4 separate regions of the Homo sapiens genome follow, and all the other regions are linked to region 4. Evidence: read pairs that join two places in POLR2A ChIA-PET (ENCODE). Cell type or tissue: HepG2. All regions are shown on one strand. Links, peaks and the distances in the headings refer to the core of each region. The heading gives the core; the rest is flanking DNA. Region 1 holds the start of MAFG (MAF bZIP transcription factor G). Region 2 overlaps ANAPC11 (anaphase promoting complex subunit 11). Region 3 overlaps CCDC57 (coiled-coil domain containing 57). Region 4 overlaps ASPSCR1 (ASPSCR1 tether for SLC2A4, UBX domain containing).

Region 1 (7,290 bases), core at 1,126-5,125, 69 kb before region 4:
GAGCCCTTGCCGCACAGCCCGCCCCAGCCTGCTGTCCAGGTGCCCAGCCCCCAATACCTGATAGGAGGCAGCCCTTGGCCTCTCCCAGGCTGGGCTGAGCTGCTTCCTGTCCACCCTGCCCCTAGAGAACCAGGTGGGAGGTCAGGAAGGTCTGACGGGAGAAGGGGAACTGAAGGCTGTTAGGAAGGCAGGCGCAAGACAAGGGGCAGGGGAGAGATTAGAAGGAATAAGACGCGGGAGAGGCAGGCCTAGAAGGAAGCCGGGAGCTTTAAAAATAACCCCGGCACTGCCCAGAGCGCGGCTGTTCCTGGCGAGTCACGCTGACTCAGCACATTGCCTCTGCCTCCCCGCCGCGCCCGCACTCCCTGGCCCGCCAGCCAACAGCGCCCCACGAGAGCCGCAGCCCCCAGCCTGGCCAATAGCAGGTGAGGGCCAGCCAGTGACCCTGTGTGTGCATCTTCCAGGGTCCTACCTTCTACAGCCACCTCCCCTGAGCCGGCCTCGGACAAAGCCCCCTGCTCCCTGGGTGCACAGGGGCCCCACGGGGGACCTGGCCAGAGAGGAGGCTACAGGGAACCCCGAGTCTCCCAGCCTCCTAACTTTGAAAAGCTGGGGGTGGGCCGTCCATCTAGCTCTGGTCTGTTGGCAGGACTGACCAGGGAGTTCCCCCACCTTCCAGGTGGCAGGCCATCAGCTGGGAGGAGCCTGGCCCGAGGCCCCTCTAGACCTCCCAGTCGGCCTCCTCCACTGATGGAGTAACCATCCTGTGGCTTTGGGTTGCAGGAAGCAGCCCCTGCCCCACCCCATCCAGGGTATTTCACAAGGGCTCCCACAGTGAGCCACCCCGGGCCTGCCCAACGTGAAGGCTGGCGGAGTCAGCCCCTCCGAGCTGCAGCCTGCTCTCTGGTCCCTGCCCCGGGTGAGTGCCCACAGGGCCAGGGAGCAAAAACAAAAGTGCTGGGGTGGCCGGACTTAACAACCAACTCTTCCCCACTCGGGGTCCCTCCAGCACTCTGCTCTCACTTTCTTGCTAAGGATGTTTCTGGGATTCCCAGCTCAGCCCAGCTCCCACCAGACCCTTGGGCATGGACCCCCGCCTCATGCTCCATCCCCCACTTTCCAGGTTTGATGCAGACAGATGGGAGACTCCTCCAGAGGAGCTAGGATCACTTCAGGAAATTATGGGCTGGGGGGCTTCTTACTCTCATCAGGGGAGCTGAAGTGTGGCCAGGCGGATGCACACATCCTCACCAGGCTCAAGACTCCACCTCACCCAGCCTGGGACCAGGAGGTGAGGCTGCAAGCACAGAGCAGGGAGGGGAGGCCAGAGACCCCTCCCCACAGCCAAGCCAGCTCAGAGGCAAGGTCCCGAGGCTCCAGCCACTGGATTCTTCCAGATAAAGGATGGGGAAGACCTGAGCTGGAGGTCAGAAGGCCCACAGGAGCCCTTTCCTACACGTCCGGCACAACACTGCCCCAGGAGACAGGCCCTCAGCCAAGCATGGAGGGGCCCCCCAGCCTTGAGTGCAAGTCAGGGTGCAGAGACACTGCCCTGGCACCAGCTTCTCCCACCCCCATCGCCCCCACCCCTGCTGCTAAGCACAATGACAGTGGTGACTTCCTGAAGAGATCACACGGAAAAGTGCCTCCTCGACAGATTTTGCCCTCCGCAGAAGGCCTGAACTCAGCACAAGTGCAAGCCATCGCCTCCTATCAAAGGTGCGCCGGGGGGTGGGGGAGGGGCAGCCCTGAGCACAGCCAGTGCGTTCCAGGCTCCTGGCCTGGCCTCTGGACCTGGGCTGAGAGGGACCATGCAGGGATCCCAGGAGCTGGACTGAGGAGAAGCTGCCCCCGCCCTCCTCCAGCCCTCAAGGCTGGGCAGAGCTGGGGCCTGTCATGCACCCTCTGCTCCCAGAGGCTAATAAGCCCACCTCACGCAGGAGGCACAGATGGTCACGGCTCCGCAACCTGCGAGGGTACCTAGGCCACCCATTCACACTGAGAGCCAGGAAAGGGAGGGAGATTTGGGAGCTCCGTCTCCTTTGGCTAAAGTAGAAACTCCCGTGCCTGAACACAGACAGCCCCACCTGGCTGCAAAGCCCAGCGGCCGAAACTCCCCGGCAGTCATGGCCTCTGCTCCATAAGCTCTCAGCTCCTGAAAGTCACTCTTTGAACAGAACCTAAAACTTAGTTTCCACTGATGCATAAGTGACTGAGAAGATGTACATAAATGGGCCGCGCGGTGGCTCACACCTGTAATCCCAACACTTTGGGAGGCCGAGGTGGGTGGATTACGAGGTCAGGAGATCGAGACCATCCTGGCTAACACGGTGAAACCCCGTCTCTACTAAAAATACAAAAAAATAGCCGGGCGTCGTGGTGGGCGCCTGTAGTCCCAGCTACTCGGGAGGCTGAGGCAGGAGAACGGCGTGAACCTGGGAGGCAGAGCTTGCAGTGAGCTGAGATCGCGCCACTGCACTCCAGCCTGGGCAAAAGAGTGAGACTCCGTCTCAAAAAAAAAAAAAAAAAAAGATGTACATAAATGTCCCTCCAGGACCCCAAAATTTTCCCAGGGCATCAAACTCCAGGCCAACGGTCAGCTAAAACATTGAAACATCTGGAATCTATAAGCCCCGGGGCTCACTGAGAGTGGACCTGTGTTCTGTGTGTATGTGTGGGGGGTGCTCACTGAGAATGGACCTGTGTGTGTGTGTGTGTGTGTGTGTGTGTGTGGCGGGGGGCGGGGGGCATCCCTGAGGGCAAACCACAAAGTAGCCTAACCCAGCCATGAAATGAACTCCTGGGCAAAGGAAGTCAACCTTCGTGAATCTCCACATACCCAAGGAAAGGTGGCTCTGGCCACATCACTCCCAAGCTGCCACTTTCTAAGCGTCCTGGGCTGCCAGGCCAGACACCCAACAGGGCCACTCCCTTTGCTAACTTCACACAACGCTGAGACCCCACTTCAGGTAGCGACAACTTTAGGGTGGCTGGGTGCTGCGTTCTGCCACCCTGTGCCATCCACACCAGCCCATCTGCTGCACCCCAAGGCTAGGCACCCTGAAGCTCCCACCACCTACAGTCTCAACCCAGACTCCAGGGCCAACTGGGGAGAGAGGCTGGGCTGCTTCCTCCCCTTTGCCGTTTCCTGGTAGAGCTGCCCCTGCTTCCTCCCTGCCCAGCCCACTGTCACCCAGGGCTTGGTACACACACCCCTCTTTCTCCCAGGACCTCGATCTCTGGCCAGGGGCTGTCCAACCAGGCCAGTCCCAGGGAAAGCCGACTTCCCCTTTGGCTAGCTCGGCCCACCGAAGCTCCTCCCCTCCCTCACTCAGGGAACTATTTCCCAGTTTGGAAAACTGCTCCAGACTTGGGACCAGGACCAGCTGCCGGAAAAGAGCCGCCTGGGAAGGGGTGGACCGCCCGGGGCTTCACCTTTGACCCCGGGAGAACACCTGCAGCGAGCCACCCCCACTTCCTCTTCAAGCACCCCTGCCTTCAACTGGATCGCTCGGCGCTCACTTAAACAGGCACCCCAAGGCGCCGGGCCTGGCCCCCTCCCACATCCCCACGGCTCCCTCCCACCTCCCGCTGGCGGCCTTTTAGTCCCCGAGGCCCCTCGCTCGAATCCCCTCCGGTATCAGCTTGAGCACCGAGTGACCTCACGCTGATGACTCAGCAAGTCTCCCTCCGGGCTCTGGCACGCGACTGACGGAACCCGAGCCCCAGCCAGGGGCAGGGTCTTCCCCGCAGCACCCCCATCGCCGCCCCTCCTCCCGGGCTCGCCGCGGACCCCCGCGCCGGGGAGAGCTGACGCGGCCACCGGATGAATCAGCAGCTGCGGGCCGGGCCGCCGGGCCCTGGCGCGGACCCCCGGGCGCCTCGCTCGACCCCACCCTTTCCTCCCGCCGTCCAGTGCCCCTCCCTCCAGGACGCCCGGGTCTCCGAGTCCGCTCCGCACTCGCCCGGCTCCGCGGGTCCGCCGCCGCCCGCGGCCCACCTCCAGTACCCGGGCGCCAGGGGCAGGAGGAGCTGGCTCCTGACCGCTGGGGAAATCGAGGCACGGGCCGCCAGCAGGGTGCGCGGCAGACCCGAAACCAGCGGCCCCCGCCGCCGGGCCCCCAACCGCCCGCCTAGCTCCGGGAGGAGCCCTGCCTGCGCGCCCCCTCGGCCCCCGCCGCCCCCGCCGCGCCGCCCCCACCGCCCGGGCCCGCCGCCGCAGCCGCACTCACCACACTGCGGGCCCGGCGGGCCGAGGCCGGGGCGGGGCGGGGCCGCGCGCGCTCCGAGGCCGCGCGGGGCAGGGACCGGCGCGAGGGGTCCGGGCCCGGGGCTCGGAGGACTCGCCGCCTGCGCGGGCCGGGCCGAGCGCACTGGGAAGGCCGGGCCGGACCAGGCTCGGGATCCGCCGCCGCCGCCGCCGCTCCACAGACGTCACATGATGTTTGGTCACGTGGGCTCCATTCATGAAGCGGCGACGCGGCCGGCCGGCGCTTAAAGGGGAAGGCGCGGCGGCGGGAGGGCAAACTGCGCATGCGCAACCCGCGCGCCGTCGTCCCTGGCAACACTGGCTGCTCTAGCGCCTGGCGGGGTCTCACGGGCGGGCCTGGGCGCACGGCCAAAGCGCCAGGTCTCCACCCCCAGCCCCCGGCGTCCTGCAGCCGGAGCCTGCCTCGCCTGGCTCCTGCGCCCGCCGTCCAGGGCCCCTGTCCAAGCTCGCGGACGCCGGCGGCGTTTTCCAGCTCGAGTGCTCAGCCTAGGGCAGGCTCTGCGTGCGCCCCCTCGAGTGCCGGCCTGGGCCCTGCCAGGCAGAGGCGCTCTTGCGTCAGGACGGCGCCGCCGGGGCCCCGCGATTCCAACTCGGGGGTCCCGGAGCGGCGCGGGGCGGGGACGGCCTGGCAGCTCCCAGCAGCGAGGGGCGATCCCCGCCCGCGCAGCAGACCCCGAGCTGCCCAGGCCCTTCCTGCGCCACGTGTACCCAGAGCTCCGCCCGGGGGAGACTTCGCTGCTTGTTGGAGATGCCCAGCGGTAGGGGGCGAGGACTCGGGAGGAAGATAAACGGGGGATCCCGTGTCTGGACTTTCTCCTCCACCCTCTTCCCTTCGCAGCTGTGAATCCTGGGAGGGGAAGGGTGGCCGCCCCGCCAGCAGGTGAGCGGGGAGGAAGGGGCGGGGACGGGCTGTGGGGTCCTCCTGGGCTCCGTCCATGAACAGGCCGGCCCCAAAGTCCCGAAGCCGTGAGGTGTAAGGCTCAGAAGCGTCCCTCCGCCTGTCCCTGCCAGACCCCAGGAACTCCTCCGAGCCCCACAGCACGTTGTCGCCGTGTGCGCTGTGGGGCTGCGTGTGGTTCTTACGGTGGTGTCCTTAGTCGTCGGGGACCTGCTCCCCCTGCTCTGGACACAGCCCGAGTCTCACAGGCTCTAGGGGCATGATATGGTCCTGGCGTGGCTTCCGAGGCCTCAACCTTAGTGTACAAAACAGCACACGGGGCCCTGAGGCCAGGAGTGCAGCTCCGTCTCCTGCCTCTCCTCCCTGCTCGCGTCCTCATCCTACCACACCACACTGGGCTGGCGAGGGGAGGGCGCCCTGAGCCGCTGGGCATCCTGCTCCGCGGGAGGGTGAAGTCGTGCATTGCTGGGCGGTGAGGGCTAGGTCCACACAGCGGGGACCTGGCGGGCCCCCGAGTCTCCTCAGGACCCGCCCTCCGTGCCACACAGCGGGAGCTGGAGCCACGGTGCCGTCAGGAGCCAGGGGTGATTGGCCCTGGGGCTGGCAGCCCCCACCCCGCGGGCAGACGCTCACCAGGCTGTCCCCACTCACTCCCACACCCCAACTCCTCCTCACAGGGTCGAGCCCGCTCTCATTTGCACCTCCGCGCGAATTTGGAACGGATTTATGAATCGTCCTCACTGCGGTGCTGTCTTCTCCTGGGAAGGAGCCTCAGTCCTCCCCTCCCTGGGCACTGTCATAGAGATGGGCAGGACGGGCTGGGGAGGACACTCAGGGAGCTGCCCAGGCTCCTTTGCTGCCCCTCACCCCAGAATCTTCTTGGGGTGGGTGGGGTCCCAGGCACCTGCAGAGTAGCATACGGTGGCTTGTAGAAAGAGTATCGAGGGAGGGGAGGTGCCACGTGGAAACAGCCCAAGCCAAACCCCTAGGACCTGTCTCCCTGTCCTCCTAGAGAGCTGAAGGTGTTCCGTGGTCAGTGAGGGCTGGCACTGGCTCTGCACGAAGATCTCCTCACCTCCCCAGCGGCTCCTGGCCAGCTCCCCACGGAGAGCCCAGGACACTTGTCCCTGGACACAGTGGTGCAGCCATGCTTGGGCCAAACCATGAGGCCACCAGAACCGCGAAAGGCTACTGTACTGAGAGGGATACTGCGAGAGAGGCCCACAGGTTTCCAAGCATCCCTCTCACTCCGCACACTCATCTCCACGACCGGCTTTAAGTGCGGCCTTGAGGCCTGGCTCCCTGTTTGGACTTCTCTGCACCTCCAGGAGCTCACTTCCCGTCACAGCTGGATGCCTCCTCCCGCAGGCACCTCCCGGGCATCCTCCCGCCCCAGGCTGCACCTTCTGTGGGACTGGCCCCCGCAGGCACCTCCCGGGCACCCTCCCGCCCCAGGCTGCAGCTTCTGTGGGACTGAGCCCCGCAGGCACCTCCCCGGCATCCTCCCGCCCCAGGCTGCACCTTCTGTGGGACTGAGCCCCGCAGGCACTTCCCCGGCATCCTCCCGCCCCAGGCTGCAGCTTCTGTGGGACTGACCTTAAGACCCCATCGGTTCCTCCTGAGAGCAGCAGATCTCAGCCAGATGCTGCCGGGAGGGAGGTGCTAGCGTCCACACCCAGACGGGTCCAGTCCAGCCCTGCTCTCCCTGGTCTCCAGGCAGGGCCCTCCCAGGGTGGACATTGCCCATCTCTGCCTGGCCAGGGGCTGCTGACCCACTGGTTCCAGAGTCTGAGCCTGTCCTGCACAAGTACCATGGACAGGGGTCAGCCGGGCACTGAAGAGGCGTGGCAGAATTGGGCAGGGCAAGGGCCCCAGCTGGCAAGCTGGAGTCAGGGCAATTCCAACCAAGAAACTGCGGCAGGCCGGGTGCAGTGTCTCAAGCCTATAATCCCAGCACTTTGGGAGGCAGTGGGAGAATCGCTTGAGCCCGGGAGTTTGAGACCAGCATTGGTAACATAGAGACCCTATCGCTACAAGAAAAAAAAAAAAAAAAAGCTGGGCATGGTGGTGCACACCTGTTGTCCCAGCTATTCAGGAGGCTGACGTGGGAGGATTGCTTGTG
Region 2 (7,290 bases), core at 2,113-6,112, 98 kb before region 4:
GAGTAGCTGGGATTACAGTTGCCCACCACCACACCCGGCTAATTTTTTGTATTTTTAGTAGAGACAGGGTTTCAGTATGTTGGCCAGGCTGGTCTTGAACTCCTGACCTTGTGATCTGCCTGCCTCAGCCTCCCAAAGTGCTGGGATTACAGGCGTGAGCCACTACGCCTGGCCTCTAATTTTTGTTTTTTTGGTAGAGATGGGGTTTCACCATGTTGGCCAGGTTGGTCTCGAACTCCTGACCTCAAGTGATCCACCCTCCTCGGCCTCCCAAAGTGCTGGGATTACAAGCATGAGCCACCACCTGCGGCTAATTTTTTTGTATTTTTTGTAGAGACGGAGTTTCGTCATGTTGGCCAGGCCCATTTGAGATCTTTGAAGATATCCTCAACGTGAGGTAAAACCAAACTCCTGACTGTCCTGTGCTCCCAAATGTGATCTCCTTGTCCGTAAGGAGCTGAGTCCCTTCCCTTGGAGAGAAGAGTGTGCCCTTTCTCTAGATGGCTAAAGAAACCTCACAGATAGTTCTTTTTTTTCCTTTTTTTTTTTTTTTTTTTTTGGTAGAGACTCAGTCTCACTGTGTTACACAGGCTGGTCTCAAACTCCTGAGCTCAGGCGATCCTCCCGAGTTGGCCTCCCAGAGTGCTGGGATCACAGGTGTGAGCCACAAAGCGGATTGCTGCTGGGGCTTGCTGTTCTCCCGTAGCTCCCCTGCAGCCCTGACCCTCTGGGCCCAGAGCCCTTTACTTGTTATTTGTTTTAATAGAAACGGGGCTCATAGCAGGGCATAGGGGTTCACGCCTGTAATCCCAGCACTTTGGGAGGCCGCAGTGGCAGATCGCTTGAGGCCAGGAGTTCAAGACCAGCCTGGCCTACATGGTGAAACCTCGACTACTAAAAATACAAAAATTAGTCGGGCGTGGAGTCACGTGCCTATAGCCTCAGCTACTCAGGAGGCCGAAGCACAAGAAATGAGCTGAGATCATGCCACTGCACTACAGCCTGGGTGACAGAGTGAGACTCTGTCTCAAAAAAAAAAAATTAATAAAAATAAAAGTAAAATAAAATAGAAACAGGGCTCACGATGTTTCCCAGGCTGGGTTCGGACTCCTGGGCCGGTATGATCTTCCTGCCTTGGCCCCCTGAGTAGCTGGGACTGCACTGTGGCAGGCTTATACCTGTGTTGGTGCCTAAACGTTCTAGCTCTGCAGACTCAATTTAGCCAGTCGTCCTGTTCCCTCCGCCGCAGGCTCTGCTGCCATGAAGGTGAAGATTAAGTGCTGGAACGGCGTGGCCACTTGGCTCTGGGTGGCCAACGATGAGAACTGTGGCATCTGCAGGATGGCATTTAACGGATGCTGCCCTGACTGTGAGTGTCCCCTCCATGCTGTCTGAGCGGCCCCGACTGTGAGTGTCCCCTCTGTGCTGTCTGCTGCCTGCTGGACTAGCCTCAGTAGCTCCTGTTAAATACCTGCACGAAATACCCAGTTTCATTTTCTTTTTTTTTTTTTTTTTTTGAGACCGAGTTTCGATCTTGTTTCCCAGGCTGGAGTGCAATGGCGCGATCTCGGCTTGCCGCAACCTCTGCCTCCCGGGTTCAAACGGTTCTCCTGCCTCAGCCTTCCAAGCAGCTGGGATTACAGGCATGTGCCACCATGCTGGGCTAATTTTTTTATTTTTAGTAGAGACGGGGTTTTGCCTTGTTGGCTAGGCTGGCCTTGAACTCCTGACCTCAGGTGACCTGCCCGCTTCAGCCTTCCAAAGTGCTGGGATTACAGGTGTGAGCCACTTTGCCTGGCCCACATTTTTATTTTCTTTTCTTTCTTTCTTTTCTTTTTTTTTTTTTTTTTTTTTGAGATGGAGTTTCACTCTTGTTGCCCAGGCTGGAGTGCAATGGCGCGATCTCGGCTCACTGCAACCTCCGCCTCCTGGGCTCAAGCGATTCTCCTGCCTCAGCCTTCCAAGTACCTGGGATCACAGGCATGTGCCACTACACCCGGCTAATTTTGTATTTTTTAGTAGAGACAGGCTTTCTCCATGTTAGGCTGGTCTCGAACTGTCAACCTCAGGTGATCCACCCGCCTCAGCCTCCCAAAGGGATGGGATTACAGGCGCGAACCACCGTGCCCCCCCCAACATTTTCATTTTCATCTCATGAAGAAAAGTTGATAGAAAAAAAGCCAGGTGGTTGGTACCCATGTTTATATAAAGATCCTGTCACAGACTCCATAGGATGAAACTCAGCTGTGAAATACGTGGGATTAAAAAGAGATTAGAGTCTGGGCGGGCAGATCACAAGGTCAAGAGATGGAGGCCGGCATGGCGGCCCACGCCTGTTATTCCAGCACTGTGGGAGGCCGAGGCGGGCGGATCACAAGGTCAAGAGATGGAGGCCGGCACGGTGGCTCACACCTGTCATCCTAGCACTGTGGGAGGCCAAGGTAGGCAGATCACAGGGTCAAGAGATCAAGGCAGGGTGTGGTGGCCCACACTTGTCATCCCAGCACTGTGGGAGGCTGAAGTGGATGGATCTCAAGGTCAGGAGATTGAGACCATCCTGGCCAACATAGTGAAACGCCATCTCTACTAAAAATACAAAAATTAGCTGGGTGTGTGGCGTGTGCCTGTAATCCCAGCTACTGGGGAGGCTGAGGCAGGAGAATCTCTTGAGCCTGGGAGACGGGGGTTGCAGTGAGCCAAGAGCAAGACTCCATCTCAAAAAACAAACAAAAAAAAGATTAGTTTAAACTTTTTATTTGAAAATTCTCAAAATTGAATGGCATAGGCCAGGCGCAGTGGCTCACACCTGTAATCCCACCACTTTGGGAGGCCAAGGCAGGCGGATTGCTTCAGGCCAGGTGTTCGAGACCAGCCTGGCCAACATGGCAAAACCCCGACTCTACTAAAAATCCAAAAAAATTAGCCGGGCATGGTGGCAGGTGCCTGTAATCCCAGCACTTTGGGAGGCCGAGGTGGATGGATCACCTGAGGTCAGGAGTTTGAGACCAGCCTGGCCAACATGGTAAAATCCCGTCTCTACTAAAAATACAAAAAAGTAGCCGGGCATGGTGGTGCATGCCTGTAATCCCAGCTACTCAGGAGGCTGAGGCAAAAGAATCGCTTGAACCTGGGAGGCAGATGTTGTGGTGAGCCAAGATCGCACCATTGCACTCCAGCCTGGGCAACAAGAGTGAAACTCCATCTCAAAAAAAAAGAAAAAAAGTGGAAATGTTTGATTATGTTTAGGTTGAAAGCAGAGTTTTGCATCAGCGAAATGGTTTTTCATGAGACCGAAATGAGCGTAAAGCAGAAGCAAGGGTCAAGGTTTTGCCCAGGGAGGACAAGAAGAACTCCCCAGAGGACAGTGGGGAATGGAGAGGACAGTGGGGAATGGGGAGGACCGAGAAGCTACTCACTACCCCAAGTAACCAGGCGTATTTTTGTAGGGCCAGGTGCATGCCCATATTGATTGACAGGGTCTCACTGTGTTGCCCAAGCTGGACGTGAACTCCTGGGCTCCAGCCATCCTACTGTCTCAGCCTCCCAAGTAGCATACCACCACACTCATCTGCCTCCTTTGCTTTTTTTTTTTTTTTTTTTTTTTTTTTTTTTTGAGATAGAGTCTTGCCCTGTTGCTCAGACTGGAGTGCAATGGCACCATCTCAGCTCACCGCAACCCCCACCCTTCTGAGTTCAAAGGATTCTCCGGCCTCAGCCTCCCAAGTAGCTGGGATTACAGGCATGCACCACCACAGCCAGCTAATTTGTTGTATTTTTATTTTTATTTATTTATTTATTTTCGAGACAGAGTCTCACTCTGTCACCAGGGCTGGAGTGCAGTGGCACGATCTTGGCTCACTGCAACTTCCGCCTCCCTAGTTCAAGTGATTCTCCTGCCTCAGCTTTCCGAATAGCTGGGACTACAGGCGCTCGCCGCCATGCCCAGCTAATTTTTGTAGTTTTAACAGAAATGGGGTTTCACCATGTTGGCCAGGATGGTCTCGATCTCTTGACCTCGTGATCCGCCCACCTCAGCCTCCCAAAGTGCTGGGATTACAGGCATGAGCCACTGCGCCCAGCCCTTGTTGTATTTTTAGCAGAGACAGGGTTTCACCATGTTGGCCGGGCTGGTCTTAAAACTCCTGACCTCAGGTGATCCGTCCACCTCGGCCTCCCAAAGTACCAGGATTACAGGTGTGAGCCACTGCACCCGCCCCTGTCTTTGCTTCTTAAGGTGAAATTGAGATGACTGAATCTTAGTACAATTTTTTTTTTTTGAGACAGGGTCTTGCTGTCACCCAGGCGGCAGTGCAGTGTGGCAAAATCATAGCTCACTGTAGCCTTCAATTCCTCAGCTCAAGTGATCCTCCCACCTCCACCTCTCAAGTAGCTGGGACCACAGGCATGCTCCACAATGCCTGGCTAATTTTTTATTTTTTTATTTTTTGTAGAGACAGGGTTTTGCTATGTTGCCAAGGCTAGTCTTGAACTCCTGGGCTCAAGGGATCTGCCTGCCTTGGCATACCAAAGTGCTGGGATTACAGACGTGAGCCACCATGCCTGAACAAAACTACATAAATTTTTAATTTTTTTTGTGGAAATGGAGTCTCACTATGTTTCCCAGGCTGGTCTCAAACTCTTGGCTCTGTCCTGCCACAGCCTCCCAAAGTGCTGGGATTATAGGTGTGGCGCCTGGCCCGTACAAATACTTTTTATTCTAGGCTTAACTTTTACATTGGCCCTAGCTAAATAGAAATCTCATCACTCAGGAATTAATCCTCATTTAATCAAACGGGTAGGGTGTAATCTTAGGAAATTATTGATTGACTCTACCTGATTGGATTTGTAGTTAATAGCTAATTAGGTTAATAACTAAATTCACAAGGCACAGTTTTATTTGATCTCTTTTAAATTGCTCTTAAGGATGTAACAAAGAGTGCGTGGGATGCCCTGAGGGCAGGCATTCGACTTCTGGAGCAGCAGCTTAACTTCTGAAATTCCTCCGAACCATGTGTCCACACCTCGTCTGGCTGCATCCGTGGGCCAGATGTGGGTGGTGAATCCTGTGGATTAGAGGTGGTGCTAGGTAGCCCCCAAGTGACTGCAGTGGTGGGTCCACAGGCAGCCTGCAGAGCCCGCCCTGCAGCATGCCAGCTGGGCCTGTGATGGGGCATCCAGAGGGTGTTGCCCTGAACACTCAGCATGTCTCCGCTGACACAGTGTGCTCAGGCTTTGTTAACATGGGGCCTGTTGGCTGCAGAGACTCAGGAGTTGAGAGTCTAATTTTTGGACCTGCTGATGGTTAAGTCATAGTGAGTCAGTGTTAACGCGCAAAGCGTTTGACGAGTCCAATGTGCTTCCATACTAAGCAGCACCAGGTTTCTTTTGCTAAAATTGAACTCCTGTGAAAAATTCAGAGTGACTAAGTTCATTCAACAAAGACCGTGGGAGCCCGAGGCTGGTAAACAATGAGTCCATCCCGCATCCCAGGGGACTCTGGTGGCAGTGCAGTTTTGCCGAGAGGAGTTTTAATTTAAAAAAATGCAATCAGGAGACCAGCAGGTCCTGGAATGAGTCACCCTCAGTGCATCTGCGGACTCATCAGACACCCCAGGCCGGCTTCGGGTGGGGAATGCACTAGAACGAAGTGACACCTTTGACTAAACGAGGCCTCCCCCGAGTACTCAGAGTGGCCCAGACCCCTCTCCTCAGGGGGCTAGCAGGCTTCAGCTCTCATTTGAAAGGGCCGATATCAAGCAGAGTTGTGCTGAGGCCAGAAACCCCCACGGGCAGGTCCTCCCAGGGCTGGGAGTGGGCATGCCGTGGGGCCGGCGCTGCCAGGACAGGAGGGTGGCCACGAGCTCCAGCTCCACAATGCCAGGCCGACCCTGCCGTGGGGCTGGGGCTGGGACTTGCTGTGCTCTGTTGGCAGCAGCTGTTCCTCAGGGGTTTCCAGGCTCTTGGAGATCAGGGACACTCATTTCTCTTGATCATGGCTGATACAAGCATCCCTCTCTGTGTCAGGTCCTCTCCATGGAGAAAGCATTTCTAGGTGTTTGGGCTGGTGCCCGCAGCCTGTGCCTGTCCTGGGAGGCAGGGCCCATCCACAGGTGCCCATCAACACAGCTTCCCCAACGCCTGGGCAGCACACCGGATCCCTGATGTCTAGGGAAGAGTCTTCTAGGTCCCCAGACCCCACCCCTCCTGCCCTTGATCAAGAGACCAGTTCACTACTCAGATGCACGTCTCCTTGGTGCCTTGACCATTCATGTGACCTTTTTGGCATCACAGATCAAGTGTCTGCAGATGGGCCCAGGGCCTGTAGGTCAGACATTGCCCTTTTTCCCCAGCCTCAAGCACAGGGGACACAGGGTGGGCTAGGCCAGAGCGCCACCTCCTCAGAGAGGCCCCTGGGCTCCCCACTGAGCATGATGAGCCTGGGTGAGGGGAGGCGCCTGCTGCGGTTGCCCCGGGTGGAGGCCGCATGTCCGGTGTCCCTTGGTCATTGCTGGTCTTCGCCTGGGGGCGGGCTGGTCAGGAGACCGATTGGGTAACACTCCTGATTTCGGCTTCTCTGAAACATGAGAGGCTGCAGTGCTGGAGCCACTGCCCAGGGTCCCTACCTGCACCCCTGCCTGGCTTGTCACATGCTCTGTGTCCAGCCTGGTCATGCCTGTCCTTTTCCCCACCTCCCCTCCGTAGGCAAGGTGCCCGGCGACGACTGCCCGCTGGTGTGGGGCCAGTGCTCCCACTGCTTCCACATGCATTGCATCCTCAAGTGGCTGCACGCACAGCAGGTGCAGCAGCACTGCCCCATGTGCCGCCAGGAATGGAAGTTCAAGGAGTGAGGCCCGACCTGGCTCTCGCTGGAGGGGCATCCTGAGACTCCTTCCTCATGCTGGCGCCGATGGCTGCTGGGGACAGCGCCCCTGAGCTGCAACAAGGTGGAAACAAGGGCTGGAGCTGCGTTTGTTTTGCCATCACTATGTTGACACTTTTATCCAATAAGTGAAAACTCATTAAACTACTCAAATCTTGCTGGAGGCCTCTGGGTGCCTGTGTTCTCGGCATATAGATGTGGTCTCGGTGTGTTTTGATATGAAAACTCTCATGAATAAACATCTCCGTGAAACGCCAAGGCCCTCGTCAAACCCTGAGTCATGACTGGGAGGAGAAGGAGCAGGATCAGACGGTAGAGCCTGGGGCATGCTCTTCAGGCATGCTCTTGCCTGCTGGATTGCCGGCGGCGGCCCTGGGACCCTCCCTCAGGCTGGCTCTGAGGGACCCTGG
Region 3 (7,290 bases), core at 1,318-5,317, 110 kb after region 4:
ATGGTACTCTCAGGAGACGCCTGCTTTGTGGGTGGGCTTTCTGATCTGCCCCCTACCTGCTACCAGGCTCTGAGGAAGGCCACACTGTCCCCAACACCACTGGTGTGCAGATGGCTGTGGGTGGTGACACGGGCAGGCCAGGCTCTGGCACAGGCACTTGATACTGCATTTCCCAAGTAGGACAGATAAACAACGCTAAGGCCAAGCAGACGCCCCAGGGAGGAACCTGGTTTTAATGGGCCCTGTGCTCAGGGAGGCCTTCAGTCAGCAGGGTCGCCTCAGCAGCATTTGGGAGCCTGCCCTGCAGCTCCCTGCCTCCACCCTGCACGCTGTGCCCACACCCCCCCACAACACGTAGGTGAAAGCACAGGCACCATGCGGAGGCCCCGAGCACCCCTTAGTGGGGCGGGGTGGGGGGAGGAAGTCAGTCCATAATGTTGTAGTTACGGATCTTGGGGGGCCTCTGGCAGCCTTTAGCTTTTGCAGGATGAGACCGGGAGGCTCCTGTGGTCTTGGCCTTTGCCTGGGCTGCTGTCTTCATCCCTGGGGTGGCAATGCCTGCCTGCATCTTGACGGGCCTCCTGTCGGCTGCTGGAGGAGCTGGGAGCTCTGTCAGGTAAAGAGGAAAAAACAGCATGCATCAGGATGGCAGGGGGAGCAGGAGGCTGTGCTCACAGGCACTGCACAGGTGCAGCACTTCCGTGTTCCCGGCCAGCGGGGGCCCTGTGACCCTTGGCCTGGCTTTCCTCCAGGAGTCCGTGAAGGCCAAAGGATCCTGGAGTGACCAGAGAGCTGTGGCCTCGCCTTGCTCAGTGGGTCCTGCTTGGCAGGGACTGGGCCTGCCCCTCCACTGGGCACCTGGACATGTGGCTCTGAAAATGGTCCTGTTGTGACCATTTCGTAATGGGTCCCAGGAGGGGGCAGGGGTGCTGTGTGGTAATGGGTCCCAGGAGGGGGCAGGGGTGCTGGGGTAAATGGTTGACTCAAAGCTCCTCCCCCCAGGCTGCCCCGGGTGTCCCTACCATCTGAGACACATTGCCTGCCCCCGCCTCCCCGATGGGCCAGCAGTGCCAGGCTTTTGAGGCCAAAGGAAAGGCCGTGCTGGTGGGCACCACGTGGCCAGGCACAGGCCAAGGGCCCAGGAGTGCGCTACACACAGAGGCTGGGGCCTAAATGCCAGATAGCCCTTCCTAAACATCGGCTAAAACCATCTTCGCAGAGGGGTGTTGTAGGTGATCTTCTTTATCTGGCCAGTTTTTCTCTATTTTTCATTTTTTCAATTAAGAATGTGGGGGTTTTTTTTGGTAAAACAACAGCAAAATGTTACTAAAAATCCATGCAAGGGCTGGGCTTGGTGGCTCACGTCTGTAATCCCAGCACTTTGGGAGGCCGAGGTGGGTGGATCACCTCATGTCAGGAGTTCAAGACTAGCCTGGCCAACAATGGTGAAACGCCGTCTCTACTAAAAATACAAAAAATTAGCCGGGCACGGTGGCGGGCACCTGTAATCCCAGCTACTTAGGAGGCTGAGGCAGCGGAGTCGCTTGAACCCGGGAGGCAGAGGTTGCAGTGAGCCGAGATTGCGCCACTGCACTCCAGCCTGGGCGGACAAGGGCAAACTCTATCTCAAAAAAAAAAAAAACAAAAAAAACCCCACAGTAAGATGTGAGCTCAGCGTCCACTGCGTGGCCACACTGTGGCTGGGGTGAGGTCTAGAGGACTCCAGCACGTGGCTGAATGTGGCCCAGTGGGCAGTCTGGACAGGCTGACCCAGGCAGGTCAGCGGGCGGCCAACGCCTCCTGCTGGAGCCCAGCCTGTGTGGTCTGCGTGCAGCCTGGGTGACTGGGAAGCGTCTGTGCTTTGGGGACACCGGCAATGACGCACTCTCAGCTGGGCTGCGCAGTGCCCATGGGGGCAGCCACACACTCCCAGCCCTGGCCCTGGGCCCCTCTTCCCATCTCAGCTTCTTCCACTCCGATCCACTCTTGGGGTCTCAAGACACCCGGAACCAGTCTTCCTTTTCCTGCAGCCCCGTTGGGGTCACACAGTCCCTGGCCCCCTGCTGGGGTCCTGGGGGGCCCTGGACGCTGCCTGCTCCCTTTGTTTCCAACCCCCAGAGGAATTCCTCCTCTTCACACAAAGGCTACCACCCTTTATCTCTCAACAATAAGCCTGCCTGACCTCCTGGTCCCGGCCAACGCCCCCATCCCCACTCCCTCCCCCCACCCCCCACACTGGCTGGCAGAGGGTGGGGTATCCCGTGGAAAGGGCTTCCTGCGGGGAAGCTGGTCCTCTGACCAGGCCCTAGTGCTCCACTGTGACCCTGAGGCATCTCCTCAAACCCAGAGGCCTTGGTTGTCCCTCTGTAATGCTCAGGGATTCTGGGGGCTTTGCCCGGCTTGATCCTCCTCAGACAAAGCCTGTGGGGATTTTCAGAAAAAGTGAGCTGAGGGAGGGGGGTGAAGGGCCTGCCCCTTTGCCTGGGAGGCCTGAGCTGGCCCTGCTGGGAGGACCCTGGCTGTATCCCGGGGCGAAGCAGGGAGGTGTGAGTGGGTCACAGTCCCCGGGGCAGGGAGGGGCAGGGAGGGGCAGGGAGGGTGAGCTGGCCCCCTCCCCAGGGCAGGCCGGCCCCTAGCTCAGAATATCCACTTTACAGGCTCTGGTTTCTTCACTGGTCCTTTTCCTGCGGAGCCCTCCTCAGTGATGGTGGCAGGGAACTGGCCATGAGCCCAGGACCCCAGGGCAGCGGACAGCCCCAGCCCAGCCAGTCCTAGGTCAGAGGCACGGAGCTGGATGTGTCAAGGCGGCTGCCCCAGGCGTGACTCCCTGTGACCCCGGATTCTTCTACCTGATGCTAATCTGAGGTCAACCCAGTAACTGGTGTGTAAAAACGCTCTTGGCCTCCACCACTCTCTGCCCCGCCTTCTCGCCTGACCTGTTTTGCCGAGCCTGGCCGGGATTTCTCTTTCTGCGTTGGGCTGACTGGGCCGCAGGGAAACCATGTGGACACACAGTTTGCCGGGCACAGCGTGAGGAACGCGCCTCTTGGGTCCTGCACCCCTCCCCCACGGGCTGCTTGTGCTCTGGCCCCGAACTGAGCTTCTGGAAAGTTCCTGAAACATCCAAGGCCTTGCAGTGATTAACCAGGGGAGGGGGACTGGGGCCTGCTTGCCCCTCCCAGGCTTAACCCCTCCCAGGTCCTGGTGTGTGCTGAGGCAGGGCCACCCAGGCTGGGCTCCGTCCCCTCAGGCGGCTGCACCATACTTGGAGGGTTTTTTAAATTTTTATTTTTATTTTTGAGACGGAGTCTCACTCTGTCGCCCAGGCTGGAGTGCAGTGGCGTGATCTCAGCTCACTGCAAGCTCCGCCTCCCGGGTTCACGCCATTCTCCTGCCTCAGCCTCCCGAGTAGATGGGACTACAGGCGCCCGCCACCACGCCCCGCTAAGTTTTTTGTATTTTTAATAGAGACGGGGTTTCACCATGTTAACCAGGATGGTCTCGATCTCCTGACCTCGTGATCCACCCACCTCGGCCTCCCAAAGTGCTGGGATTACAGGTGTGGGCCACCAAGCCCGGCTTGGAGGTTTGAAGCTGGTGGAATCTCAGGGAGGACATAGCCTGTCCTATTGCAGGGAAGGTGCGGCCCTCACTCCCGTCTCAGCCTGGGGGCATGAGAACTCTGAGCACAAAGAGGACGGAGCTGGTCCCCAGCTTTCTGGCCACCCTGTGAGTTTCTTCTCCTGCACCTGAGCCTCAGCTCAGCTCTTGACCAAGTTGGCCTCTGGTGGCTCATTCTCCAGGCTGCTCCGGGCTCTCTGGGTGCCCCTGGGCACACCTACGTGGCTTCCTAGGGCTTTGGGAAGGGCCAGACGGTGAGCCCACGCCTTCCCTGGTTCTCCAGAGCCTGCCTTGGGGCTGGGGAGGGCCTGGCCCTGATGGCAGCTCAGGCCTCAAGTCCATTCTGTGGCACAGAGGCCCTTCCGTCTCCCTGTGGCCTCCGCTGCTCTGTGTGGTTCACCCCTGCTGTGTCAAGGGCCCTTGTTCTGCTGAACCCCCTCTGGCTGCCACAGGGGTCCTCACGCACCCAAGATCAACCCTTCTCAAATGCATCTAGTTATTTCCAAGTCTCTTGGGAACAAGGCTTTTCCCACCACTGTCAGCACGGCACCCAGGCCTTTAGTGCAGACGGTGACAGTGAATGTGACTTGACTCCCCCCACCCCGAATCTCCAGAAGCTGCGTGCACCTTTCCAGGGTCCCCACGCCTGGGAGGCTCACAGGCCACGCCCACCCGTGTCTCCCCAGCCTGCGTCAACCCTCACCTGCTAAAGTCTCCTAATGGACACCCCCACCCCTGAGCTCCTGGAGCTCAGCCCTGGGGGGTCACCGTGGCCCCGGGGCTGCCTTTGTGGGACTGAGTGTGACAACAGGAGAGCAATGGGGTACAGGGGGAGGGAGGCCCACGTGATCTGGTTCCCACGGTCCCTCCACAGGGGGACACTCCGGGCCTGCTATGTCCAGCTGCCTTCCCCACCTCACTGGCACATGGAGCCTGGAGCCCCCACTGGGCAGATGCACAAGAGGGGAGGGTACTGGACATTGCATGCTCCAGGGCTCTGGGCAGTCCTGCCACCCATCACTCAGCCTGGTGAGGCAGGGCCAGCAGGAAACCCCAGATCCTTCAGGCCCCGCCTGCTGGCCTTTGGAGCAGAGGAGAGGTGGGCCCTCGGGGGCCTGGGCGCCGACCACAGGCTGACCCCTTGTTTCATGCCAGCACCTCCTCTGGGCGCCTGTGGCTACTCCCCCAACGGCACTGGCAGGTCCCCTGCTGCTGCTGAGCCTGCCCAGGCCTGTCTGCTACAGCCTGTCAGTGTTGCCCAATGTGGGCCCCATCCCAGCCCTTGAGAGGAGTCACCTAGTAGTGGGGTGCAAGCTGGAGCCCCAAGGAAGGGAATTCAAGGGAAACACATCGTGGGCATAAGGCTTTGAGAGACGTGGGTCTGTCCCTACCGGAGGCTGCATCACGGAAGGCGGGCACACAGGCCTCACTTGGGCGAGAAGAGACCCAGAGACGCATGGCCTTCCTCCTGGGCCGGCTCCCGACCAGAGCCCATCTGAGCTCAGCCCACAGGAAGGGGAGGTGCCAAGAACCCCAAGCACAGGTGGCTGCAGGCTGGTGGGTGCCGAGGAGGCCACTAGGAGGCTGAGACGGTGAGAGCCAGGGCCAGGCAGTGGCCTGAGAGCTGGACAGCCTCTGGGTATCTCCACACCCCACCCTTCTCCTGCCTTTCAGAAGAGTAAACGCAGGAGAACGCCCTGAGGCCCCGGAAGGAAAGTGACAGGCAGCGGCTGAGCTGGGGCGACAGGAAGTGGCAGCTGTCTCCGCTGTTTCGGAGGCATGGGAACTGTTTCCTGGTCCTAAAGTGAGGAATGCTGGCCTCATGCCCCTTGGGCCAGGACTCTGCACTGAGTGCTGAGTGCCTGGGCTGGTGTTTAGACGACTCGTGGTCTCTGTTGGCACTGTCTGGGGACAGCAAAAAGCAGCAGGGGCCAGTGTGCAGGGGAGATTCTGGGTAAAATTCATGAAAAGGGAACTTTCAAAAGGGGCCCATGGGGCCTTCCCAGGTCTGCCAGGCCAGCTTACAGCTCCAGGTGGGCACCCTAGCATCTCAGGGCCATAGACCAGCAGGTCACCGCCATGTCCCCGGGGAACAGCACTGCCTGCCACTCACTTTGCCTGAGACCCGTGTCTCAGGGCTGCTCCCTGCATGTCTTGGCAGGAGGGCGGACAGCTGGGAAGGAGGCCACACGCTCCTCCAGGGAGCCTGGCTCTGCAGGAGCTACGCCAGCCACACACTTATCAGCTGCCCGACCTGCTCAGGACACTGAGGGCCACATGCCTGGCCAAAGGCCTCTCCCCACTCCCTCTTCTCCCCTGGAGACCAGGCCCCTGGAGTTGCTCTCCAGAGATCTGGGCAATGACCCTCTGGATCCCAGGGTTTTTGGTTCCCCTGGGAAAAGAGGCAAAGGCCCACACACCTGCAGCAGGTTGGGGGTGGGGGGATGCATGGCACAGTGGCTTGGCACCCGGGTGGGGCACAGATGCCGCGGGAGTGGGGAGTGGGGAGTGGCTGCCTCGAACCCTGCTGTGTGGCTTGTCACCCTCCATGGCGTCTCTGCGCCTCCGTTTGACTCCAGCTGCACGGCACACGGGGCGAGGTTAGCATCAGGGGCCAAAGCGGACCCCCGCCAGAAAGGAGGAAGAGGCCCCCAGGTAGGTGCGTGCTTCTGGACCTGGCGCTCGGCACACTGTGAGGATGGGCGGATGGAGTTGGTCTGCAGGTTCCAGAATGAATGGGGCCCTGTTGTGACAGGAGAAGGAGGGCAGCCTGGGTTGAAGAAACACCCCCTGCTGTCCAACAGCTGCACTGCCCGCTCCCCTGGCAACACCTGCCACGTGGACTGGAGAAGACACATTAGCCCTTGGGCTGGAAGTCGTGGACCGGCGTCCACCTGAGATGGGACTCTGGGAGGGAACAGCCGCCGGCCCTCCTGCCTCAGCTGCTCTCAGCATCCTACAGTGCCATCGGGTGCTCTCAGGACAGATGCCTACAGAACAGGCTTTTCTAAAGAAAGGGGGTGGGCTCCAGGGCCCAGAGTCACGGCACGGACGAGGGGGCTTTGGATCACTCTGCACACACCTCAGGATGGAAGTCCTGGTCAGCAAATGCATGAGCATTTCTGGTGGACCCACCTGCTCCTGGGGCAGGCTGGTCTCTATCCCCATTCCCAATCCCACGTGCCTCCTTGCCTCTGTCCACGTGATGTTGGAGCAGCAAGCCTTCTCCAAGCTCAGAGTCAGAGGCCACAGGCCACTGTCCCCTTGGCCAGGCCGCAGTCCTTGACTCTGGAGCACTCGGAGAGCAAGTGGCAGAGACGAGTGACCTGCGGCCGCTCTGGCGCTCTGCCTCCTAGTGAGATGAGTGTCATGGCTTGCCCGGGTCCTGGAGTTGTGCTGAGAGAGCACCTGACCTGTGATCCCACCCCTGAAAACGGGCTCCTCTGTGGACAGCCGGGCTGTTCTTGCTCCTCGAAGGAGTCCCCCAGCCCCTCAGGAAAGAGGTTCGGCCCTGGTCACAGACTGGGCATAAAATCTGCATATTTATAGCAGGGTCCGCCGAAAGCCTAAAACAACAGTGAGTTTCAGGGCAGGATCTCTCTTGCTTGTGTTGCATTGGTGTCATGTTATCGCTGGCTCTGAGTTTTAAAGGGAAATACACAGGGTAGT
Region 4 (7,290 bases), core at 1,476-5,475:
GCTGGCTGGAGAGTGTGTGAGAGTGTGCCAGTACCCTGCTGCGAGCAGGCACCCGCGGAAGCGCCCCAAAGCACTTCTTGCATTTCTGGCTTCGGAGCATGGTGTCTGGTGGCTTGGCCTGGCCTGGGGTCCCCGGGAGGCCCTGGGTCTTGCCCCTGCGGACATTGGGACTTGCAGAGGTCTGCGTGGGGGAGGGGGAGTAGGGGCTGTGTCTCCTCGGGCGCTGGAATTTCCCCCGGGCCCTGGCGTCCTGCACACTGGGCCGGCGTAGAAGGTCTGGAACCGATTGCCCACCACCCCTCCCTGAGATCCCGCATGAGGGAGGGAATCTGATCCCTCTGGAGGAGCCGCACATCAAAGCCGGGCTGGCGTTTGATGTCACGCTGCTGTGCTCTGTCCCTGTTTGTGATTTGAGGTCCCCAAGCTGGCGGTCAGTGCCGGGGAAGGACTGTGAGTTGGGACTCTGGCCACCCCTCAGCCCAGGCCTCCCCAGCCGTAGAGAAGTGGCCTCATGACCATCTCCGGACCCCTGGCCATCTGTGTCATGCTGGGGAGCGGGGACCCTGGGCCCTCCCTGTCCCCCTTCCTGGCCCTGGGGGCTGTGCTTCCTTGAGGCCTCTCTCTGCCTCTGTCCGGGTTCTGCTCCGGCGCATTTTGAGGCCTTGTGTTTTCCTGAGCCCTGCGTCTCGGGGCCTCTGGGCCGAGTCTCCAGCCATTTGGAGGGAAGGCAAATCCAAGGCCCTTTGTTGGCTGCTCTGTGGGACGGGAGCTTAGGGAGTGTGTCCCAGCCTGTGCGCAGAGGACACCCGCCGTGTGTGTGGTGCGCACGTGCTCCACAGGCTAGAGGCCCTTGGGGAAGGGGCTCCCCTGTAGGCAGTGGACCCAGGGAGACCATGGGGCTAAGTCCACGACCCTGTGGGGCCTCTGCAGCCAGACCAGGCTGTCAGAGTCGGGGCCTGGGTGGGAAAGGGATGCCCCTCCCCCAGGATTGAGGACGTGAAAAATAAAGGCCACGAAACAAAAGAAAACACGTCAAACCCACACACGTGGCCGAGTCCCCAGGTGTCGGGGCTGGGCCTGTCCTGGGTGTGGCACCTTGGGCTTTTCTGCTTGGTCTGTTCTCATTTCAGGGAGGCAAGTCCTGCCCTTTTTTTTGTTTTGTTTTGTTTTGTTTGTGTTTGAGACGGAGTCTCGCTCTGTCGCCCAGGCTGGAGTGCAGTGGCGCGATCTCGGCTCACTGCAAGCTCCACCTCCTGGGTTCACGCCATTCTCCTGCCTCAGCCTCCCGAGTAGCTGGGACCACAGGCGCCCGCCACCACGCCTGGCTAATTTTTTGTATTTTTAGTAGAGACGGGGTTTCATTGTGTTAGCCAGGATGGTCTCGATCTCCTGACCTCGTGATCCGCCCATCTCGGCCTCCCAAAGTGCTGGGATTACAGGCGTGAGCCACCGCGCCCGGCTGAGTCCTGCTCTTTCAAGTAGGTCAGCAGATCCCAGGGTCGGGGCACGGTGAGTGCACAGTGGACCCCTGCGGCCCTGTAAGCACACAGGTGGGTTCAGGCGGAGGCCGAGAGTTCCTGTCCCAGCATCCCGCTCTGTGCATGGATGTGCACGTATGTCTCGACCTGGACACTGCAGCACCCTGCCCTCTGACCCTCCCAGTACCCCCCATCCCGGAGGGTTGCTGCAAGCAGTTTCCAGCCCAGCTGTTACCTAATCTTTATCCCCTGTGTTCTGGTCACCAGCTCAGCCTGTGTCTTCCTGTCCCACCTGAGCCCTTGCAAGGCACACTGGCCATAGGGCCTGGCAGGGCACCTGCATGACCTGAGGCCGGCCCTGGCCTCCCCTTTGCCTAGGCTCTGGCCATCTGCCCCCTCCTCTCGGATTCCCCTCCCTGGAGAGGGACTGATGAGGGGCATCTGCAAGGAAGGCCTGAGAAGGGCTTTTGTTTTTCTCAGTGGGGAGGATTTCACGGTGGGGAGTTGGAAACGCAGAGGCAAGCCCGCCTCATGCAGCAGGTGCCACCAGCAGTTCACATGCTCTGGGGCTGGATGTGACGGCATGTGCCCGTCTCCCGGGCTGCCATGCACATCAGGCATGTGTGGGAGGCGTGCTGCATATACCTGCCCACCCATGCACGGGTCCAGCTGTGCCTCCTGCGGGGCGAGGCTCAGAAAGACACTGGTGGCAGAGTCCGACATGGACTTATAAGCACGGCCTCCCCGGCCACAGGCAAGCGGGCGTGAGCGGAGTGCAGCGCCCCTCCCTCCATGCTTCGGTGACATCAGGCGTCGGCTTTGAAGGAGGACATCAGGCGGTGGAGACAGGGGCACCTCCTCTTAGTGGGCGGCTTAAGATGAAAGCCCAGACGTCGGTACCCTGACTCTCAGGCTCCTGAGTACAGGTGTCCGTGAGCCGCATTCCGGAGCCAGTGCTGCTCGCCCCTCCTGTGCGGTCCCTGGGCCCTGCCGGCAGCTCCACGTCCTGCCAGCGGCCCCGAGACTGGAGGTCTCGGGGGGAGCCCCCAGGCCACGCACCACAGGCCAGGGTCCTTGGGAGCGCCCCCGGCTGTCAGGTGCCTCCTTTTGGTGGTTGTGGGGCGCAGTGGGGCTGAGGTCTGTGGCCTGGGCCTGGGCCTGGGACGCTGTCCTGGGTGGGTGCTGGGTGAGGGCCCCACACCTTTGCTTTCCGAGTCTCCTGCCCCAGGGCCTCCGTGGCACTGGTTGAGCTGCCCTGGGGTACCTGATGGTTTCTTTCCTCTCCTCCCAGGGAGTGCCTGCAGCACCCCGGCGGGGCCACCCCAGTCTGCGTGTACACGAGGGATGAGGTAGGCGGCCTGCTCTTGCTCACCCAGTCCCCGCTCACTTTCAGCCCACTTTCCAACTGGAAAATCTGCTGTCCCGCAGCCGTCTCCAGGGCAGTGGCGGGAGACTCGGGCTCTTGAAAGCACGACGTGTTTCATGGAAAAAGAGGGAGTGGCCGGCCCTCGGAGCCCGGGCTGCCCCGAAACCTCCCTCGGCGCCCTGTTTGTTTTTTCAGCTTCTCTCAAAGCCCAAGAGTCACAAAAGTGGTTTCATTTAATAAATATTTGCTTTGCTCGGTGTTTTGATCATTTTCAAAACCGAGTGTGGCGTGGCGCAAGCAAAGCCCGCCGTGGCGGGACCCTCCTAGCGCTCGTCCCTGGCCTCACAGGGGCCTTTTGTTTCCACGCTGGCTGAGTGCCCTTTGCTGGGGTGGGGGGGCACTGGCCCGGAGGGGCCCTGGGGGGCCAGGACATTCCCCGCATTTATCCCCATTTGGAAGCTCCCTGGCTGGGGCTGTGACGGGGAGGTTCAGGTCTACGTCCTCCCTTGAGGGGATGAGCCACGGGGCTCAGGACCCAGGCCCAGCACTGTCCTGAGGCTGTGGCCCTCAGGGACCCTTACACCCTTTGGCTTTTGTGCTGGGCCATTGACTGTGCCCTCGCTAGAGGCAGCTTCTCCACCCCTTCCTCACAGGTCAGAGTTAGCGTATGGGACGTGGCCAGCCAGGCCCGATCCCTGCCCACCCCGAGCTGAGCACCAGGAATGGCCACCCCCGTGGGTGACAGCACGTTCCTGCCTCTCTCGCTCCGGGCAGTGGGTCCTGGCACCAGGGCTTCCTCCTTGCAGCCCAGCTCTGCCAGCCCAGGCCTCAGTGAGCTTGGGTCCCAGCTGCGGAGACCAGGCTGGGGGAGACACGGTCAGGCATGGGCAGCAGGTCCTGCCCCGGCTGCAGACCAGACTCAAGCTGGGCCTTGTGGAGGGTGTGGACCGGCAGGGGCCAGATGTGGGGGGTGGGTAGGATGGAGGCCAGAGAGGGCACGTGGCCTGTGGTCCTGGTGGTGCCGGTGCCCGGAGGGCTTCCCTGGGCTCTGGGGTCCCGGTGCAAGGCGCACCTGTCCTGGCTGCTCCTCCTGCAGGTGACGGGTGAAGCTGCCCTGCGGGGCACGACGCTGCAGTCGCTGGGCCTGACCGGGGGCAGCGCCACCATCAGGTAAGGGCAGTGCTGCTGGGGCCGAGGAGTCTATTTAGCTAAAAAAAAAAGTGGTCTCAAAGGAAAGGAGAAAGGACACGTGGCAAGTGGGGAGTAGGTGTACCCAGGCCCTCATCATGGAGAGCGCCTGGTGGCCTCTGCCTGCCTGTGGGCGTGGGGGCTGGGCTGCCCCGACCTCATCTCTGTGTCCCCCAGAGGGGCGGTGGATCTTGGGAGGGCGCATGGGGCAGGAGAGGGTGAACCGGGGGCGGGAGAGGGTGAGCCGGGGGCGGGAGAGGGTGAGCCTGGGCCGGGAGAGGGTGAGCCGGGGGTAGGCACCACAAGGTGCTTCCCTTGTCCTCTGGCCCCACTCAGGTTTGTCATGAAGTGCTACGACCCCGTGGGCAAGACCCCAGGAAGCCTGGGCTCGTCAGCGTCGGCTGGCCAGGCAGCCGCCAGCGCTCCACTTCCCTTGGAATCTGGGGAGCTCAGCCGCGGCGACTTGAGCCGTCCGGAGGACGCGGACACCTCAGGGCCCTGCTGCGAGCACACTCAGGAGAAGCAGAGCACAAGGGCACCCGCAGCTGCCCCCTTTGTTCCTTTCTCGGGTGGGGGACAGAGACTGGGGGGCCCTCCTGGGCCCACGAGGCCTCTGACATCATCTTCAGCTAAGTTGCCGAAGTCCCTCTCCAGCCCTGGAGGCCCCTCCAAGCCAAAGAAGTCCAAGTCGGGCCAGGATCCCCAGCAGGAGCAGGAGCAGGAGCGGGAGCGGGATCCCCAGCAGGAGCAGGAGCGGGAGCGGGTAAAAGGGGCTCTAGGCCTTGGGACTTGGGGGTGTCCTTTCTCCTGATGTGTAGCCCTGCGTGGCTTTAGCTGGTCAGCCTGGTGGCGTGGCCGTGATGCGGGCAGAGGAACCCAAACGCGCAGAGGAACCCAAACGCGGGGCTCTGGACAGGAGCCTTCTGACTTCGCCCAGGAAGGAATTTAGGGGTAAGCAGGTGGTAGAGAAAGTAGCTTTACTGAGACGGTGGCTGTGTCTGCTCCGGGATGAGGCCGTGTCCGCTCCGGGATGAGGCCGTGTGGGCTCCGGGATGAGGCCGTGTTGGCTCCATGACAAGGCGGCAACTGTGTCAGCTCCGTGTTGGCTCCGTGATGTGTGGCACAGAGCAGGGCCGCCCTGGGGTGGTGCATGGAGGGCAGCAGCTCAGGGCATGGCCGTGGTCACATTTACATCCACTCAACTACATGCACGTTAAGGGGTGGGGCATTCAGAAATCTCTAGAAAAGGGGTGGTAACTTCCGGGTTATGGCCAGGGAAGGGGGAGCTGGTGAACGCATCAGCCAGTCTTCAATCTGGTCTGGAATCAAGCCCCACCTCCTACCTGAGCAGGGTCACTGGGCTTGTTCTTAGCTTCTCAGGCAAATGATTTTTTTTTTTCTGGGTTTTTTTTTTTTTTTTTTTGAGACAGAGTCTCACTGTGTCCCTAGGTGGGCGTACAGTGGCGCGATCTCGGCTCACTGCAGCCTCTGCCACCCAAGTTCAAGTGATTACTCCTGCCTCAGCCTCCCGAGTAGCTGGGACTACAAGCGCGCACCACCAAGCCCAGCTAATTTTTTTGTATTTTTAGTAGAGACAGGGTTTTACCATGTTGTCCAGGATGGTCTCAATCTCTTGACCTTGTGATCCACCCACCTCGGCCTCCCAAAGTGCTGGGATTACAGGCGTGAGCCACCGCGCCCAGCTCTTTTTTCTGGTTTTAAACCACCTTTACTGAGGCACCCACTTTTTTTTTTTTTTTGAGATGGAGTTTTGCTTCTGTCGCCCAGGCTGGAGTGTGGTGGCGCACTTTCGGCTCACTGTAACCTCCACCTCCCGGGTTCAAGCGATTCTCCTGCCTCAGCCTCCCAAGTAGCTGGGACTACAGGCGTGTGCCACCACGCCCAGCTAATTTTTGTATTTTTAGTAGAGACGGGGTTTCACCATGTTGGCCAGGCTGGTCTCGAACTCCTGACCTCAGGTGATCCGCCCGCCTCAGCCTCCCAAAGTGCTGGGATTACAGGCTTGAGCCACCGCGCCCAGCCTAATTTATTTTTATTTTTATTTTTCATAAAGACGAGGTCTCTCTCTGTTGCCCAGGCTGGTCTCGAATTCCTGGGCTCAAGCGATCTTCTTATCTCAGCCACCCAAAATGCTGGGATTACAATTGTGAGCCACCTCACCAGGCCTGAAAGTTACTTTTTATAATATTGTGGATAGTATCATGCTTCCTGTTACATCTTTGACTGGCTGACTCCTTGCTAGTTCTAGTGGCGTCTTGGTTTCTGTCGGGGCCTCTGCAGACCTTTCCCTTTGTCCTCTCATCGTTTTTCTTCCTGTGTTGCAGCGAATGGGCCTCTGGTGCTTTTGGATCGTGGCGATCTTAGTAGACATCCTTCCTTGTCTTGATCGTAACAGGAATTACTAGTCATTTCTCTGCCAAGGATGATGTGTGCTATAAAAAGCCTTTATCAAGCAGAGAAAGTTACTATTCCTAACTTTCTGACATTTAAAAAAATCTTAAGTGGGTGTTGAACCGTTTCAGTGTTTTCAGCATCAATGGAGATGACCGTATGCTTTATTTTATTGGCTTGTGCATGTGTGTTCATAAGTGAGACAGACTTTTTTTCCTTGCTCTGTCTTCATCCAGTTTGGGAATCGAATTTCACCTGGCTCACAAGGGAGCTGGGCAGTGGCCCCTCTTTTCTGGGTTCTGGAAGTTCTCCGAAGGTTATGGCCACTGCTCACTGCAGACTACACCCACCACTGGGGCACTGGGCCCTTGGCGGGGAGTGCATGCAGGCAGGCGGCCAGGTGCTGACCTCCGAGCATGCCTGTGTGTGGCTGTGGCCTGACCCTCTCCCTCACGCCTCCCCCCAACCGTGGGGACCTCGTGTCTGTGGGGTCCCTGGCCCTGTGGCTGACTTTTCCTTTGTCCCTGTCCTGACCCCGCATCAGAGCCCTGCACCTGGGCTGCTGAAACCTGACTTCCTCAGCTTCCTCACCTGCAGAACTAAGGTGTTCGTGGCATTTATGGGTTTTGTGCCAAAAGAGGCAGACTGGGGGACTGTCATGCGGCTTTCGGTGACAGGGATGGGAGGAGGCTGTTTCCCAGCCCCTGTGTCCCCTGAGGGCCAGGCTGCCAGCTGCCAGCCACAGCCCAGGGGCCAGGTCAGAGCTTCTTGAGCTCCTGCTGACGTAGTGGGCCTGGAAGGCCCCCATGCCTCCATCTCCTGTGGACATTTAAAATATTTGTGTCT

What was found. ChIA-PET counts read pairs that join two places held together with the same protein. Peaks named below come from ENCODE experiments on the same cell type or tissue, not always from the same donor. Only the 100,000 strongest peaks of a DNase experiment are listed, where the experiment ranks them.
Region 1: POLR2A ChIA-PET joins it to region 4 with 30 read pairs; 9 of 35 experiments call an interaction of 5 or more read pairs at or near these places.
Region 2: POLR2A ChIA-PET joins it to region 4 with 17 read pairs; 6 of 35 experiments call an interaction of 5 or more read pairs at or near these places.
Region 3: POLR2A ChIA-PET joins it to region 4 with 10 read pairs; 7 of 35 experiments call an interaction of 5 or more read pairs at or near these places.

The regions. Positions count from the first base shown.
Region 1 is chr17:81,923,296-81,930,585 of GRCh38, forward strand. MAFG (MAF bZIP transcription factor G) reads right to left here and starts at 4,440. Exons shown (of 3, transcript NM_002359.4): 1 at 4,233-4,440. MAFG-AS1 (MAFG antisense RNA 1) reads left to right here. Exons shown (of 3, transcript NR_186500.1): 2 at 784-919; 3 at 1,124-1,216. MILIP (MYC inducible lncRNA inactivating p53) reads left to right here and starts at 4,534. Exons shown (of 2, transcript NR_015454.1): 1 at 4,534-5,150; 2 at 6,181-7,290. RefSeq lists enhancers at 1-813, 1,511-2,466, 2,974-3,063 and silencers at 3,844-3,893, 4,274-4,363, 4,514-5,033. In HepG2, for the core only: a CTCF peak has its summit at 4,791; DNase peaks (open chromatin) are centred at 1,746, 3,316, 4,516 and 5,066; H3K4me3 peaks cover 2,441 bases.
Region 2 is chr17:81,893,218-81,900,507 of GRCh38, forward strand. It overlaps ANAPC11 (anaphase promoting complex subunit 11), which reads left to right. Exons shown (of 4, transcript NM_001002248.3): 2 at 335-397; 3 at 1,250-1,369; 4 at 6,703-7,038. The coding sequence starts at 1,261. The coding sequence ends at 6,848. Among named protein-coding and RNA genes, the nearest start is that of ANAPC11, 5.1 kb to the left of the region's middle. RefSeq lists a silencer at 1-21. In HepG2, for the core only: no CTCF peak of the experiment used is centred there; no DNase peak of the experiment used is centred there.
Region 3 is chr17:82,101,258-82,108,547 of GRCh38, forward strand. CCDC57 (coiled-coil domain containing 57) reads right to left here. Exons shown (of 19, transcript NM_001394669.1): 19 at 213-609. The coding sequence ends at 425. Among named protein-coding and RNA genes, the nearest start is that of FASN, 6.7 kb to the left of the region's middle. RefSeq lists enhancers at 2,606-3,519, 3,520-4,433, 4,715-4,764, 4,805-5,134, 5,365-5,754 and 1 more. In HepG2, for the core only: CTCF peaks have their summits at 1,790 (motif pointing left) and 5,197 (motif pointing right); DNase peaks (open chromatin) are centred at 1,764, 2,432, 2,914 and 5,224; H3K4me3 peaks cover 2,436 bases.
Region 4 is chr17:81,992,052-81,999,341 of GRCh38, forward strand. ASPSCR1 (ASPSCR1 tether for SLC2A4, UBX domain containing) reads left to right here. Exons shown (of 16, transcript NM_024083.4): 5 at 2,770-2,827; 6 at 3,941-4,014; 7 at 4,369-4,795. Among named protein-coding and RNA genes, the nearest start is that of ASPSCR1, 18 kb to the left of the region's middle. RefSeq lists an enhancer at 1,972-2,679. In HepG2, for the core only: CTCF peaks have their summits at 2,300 and 3,980 (motif pointing left); DNase peaks (open chromatin) are centred at 2,290, 3,090, 4,010, 5,300 and 1 weaker place; H3K4me3 peaks cover 2,441 bases.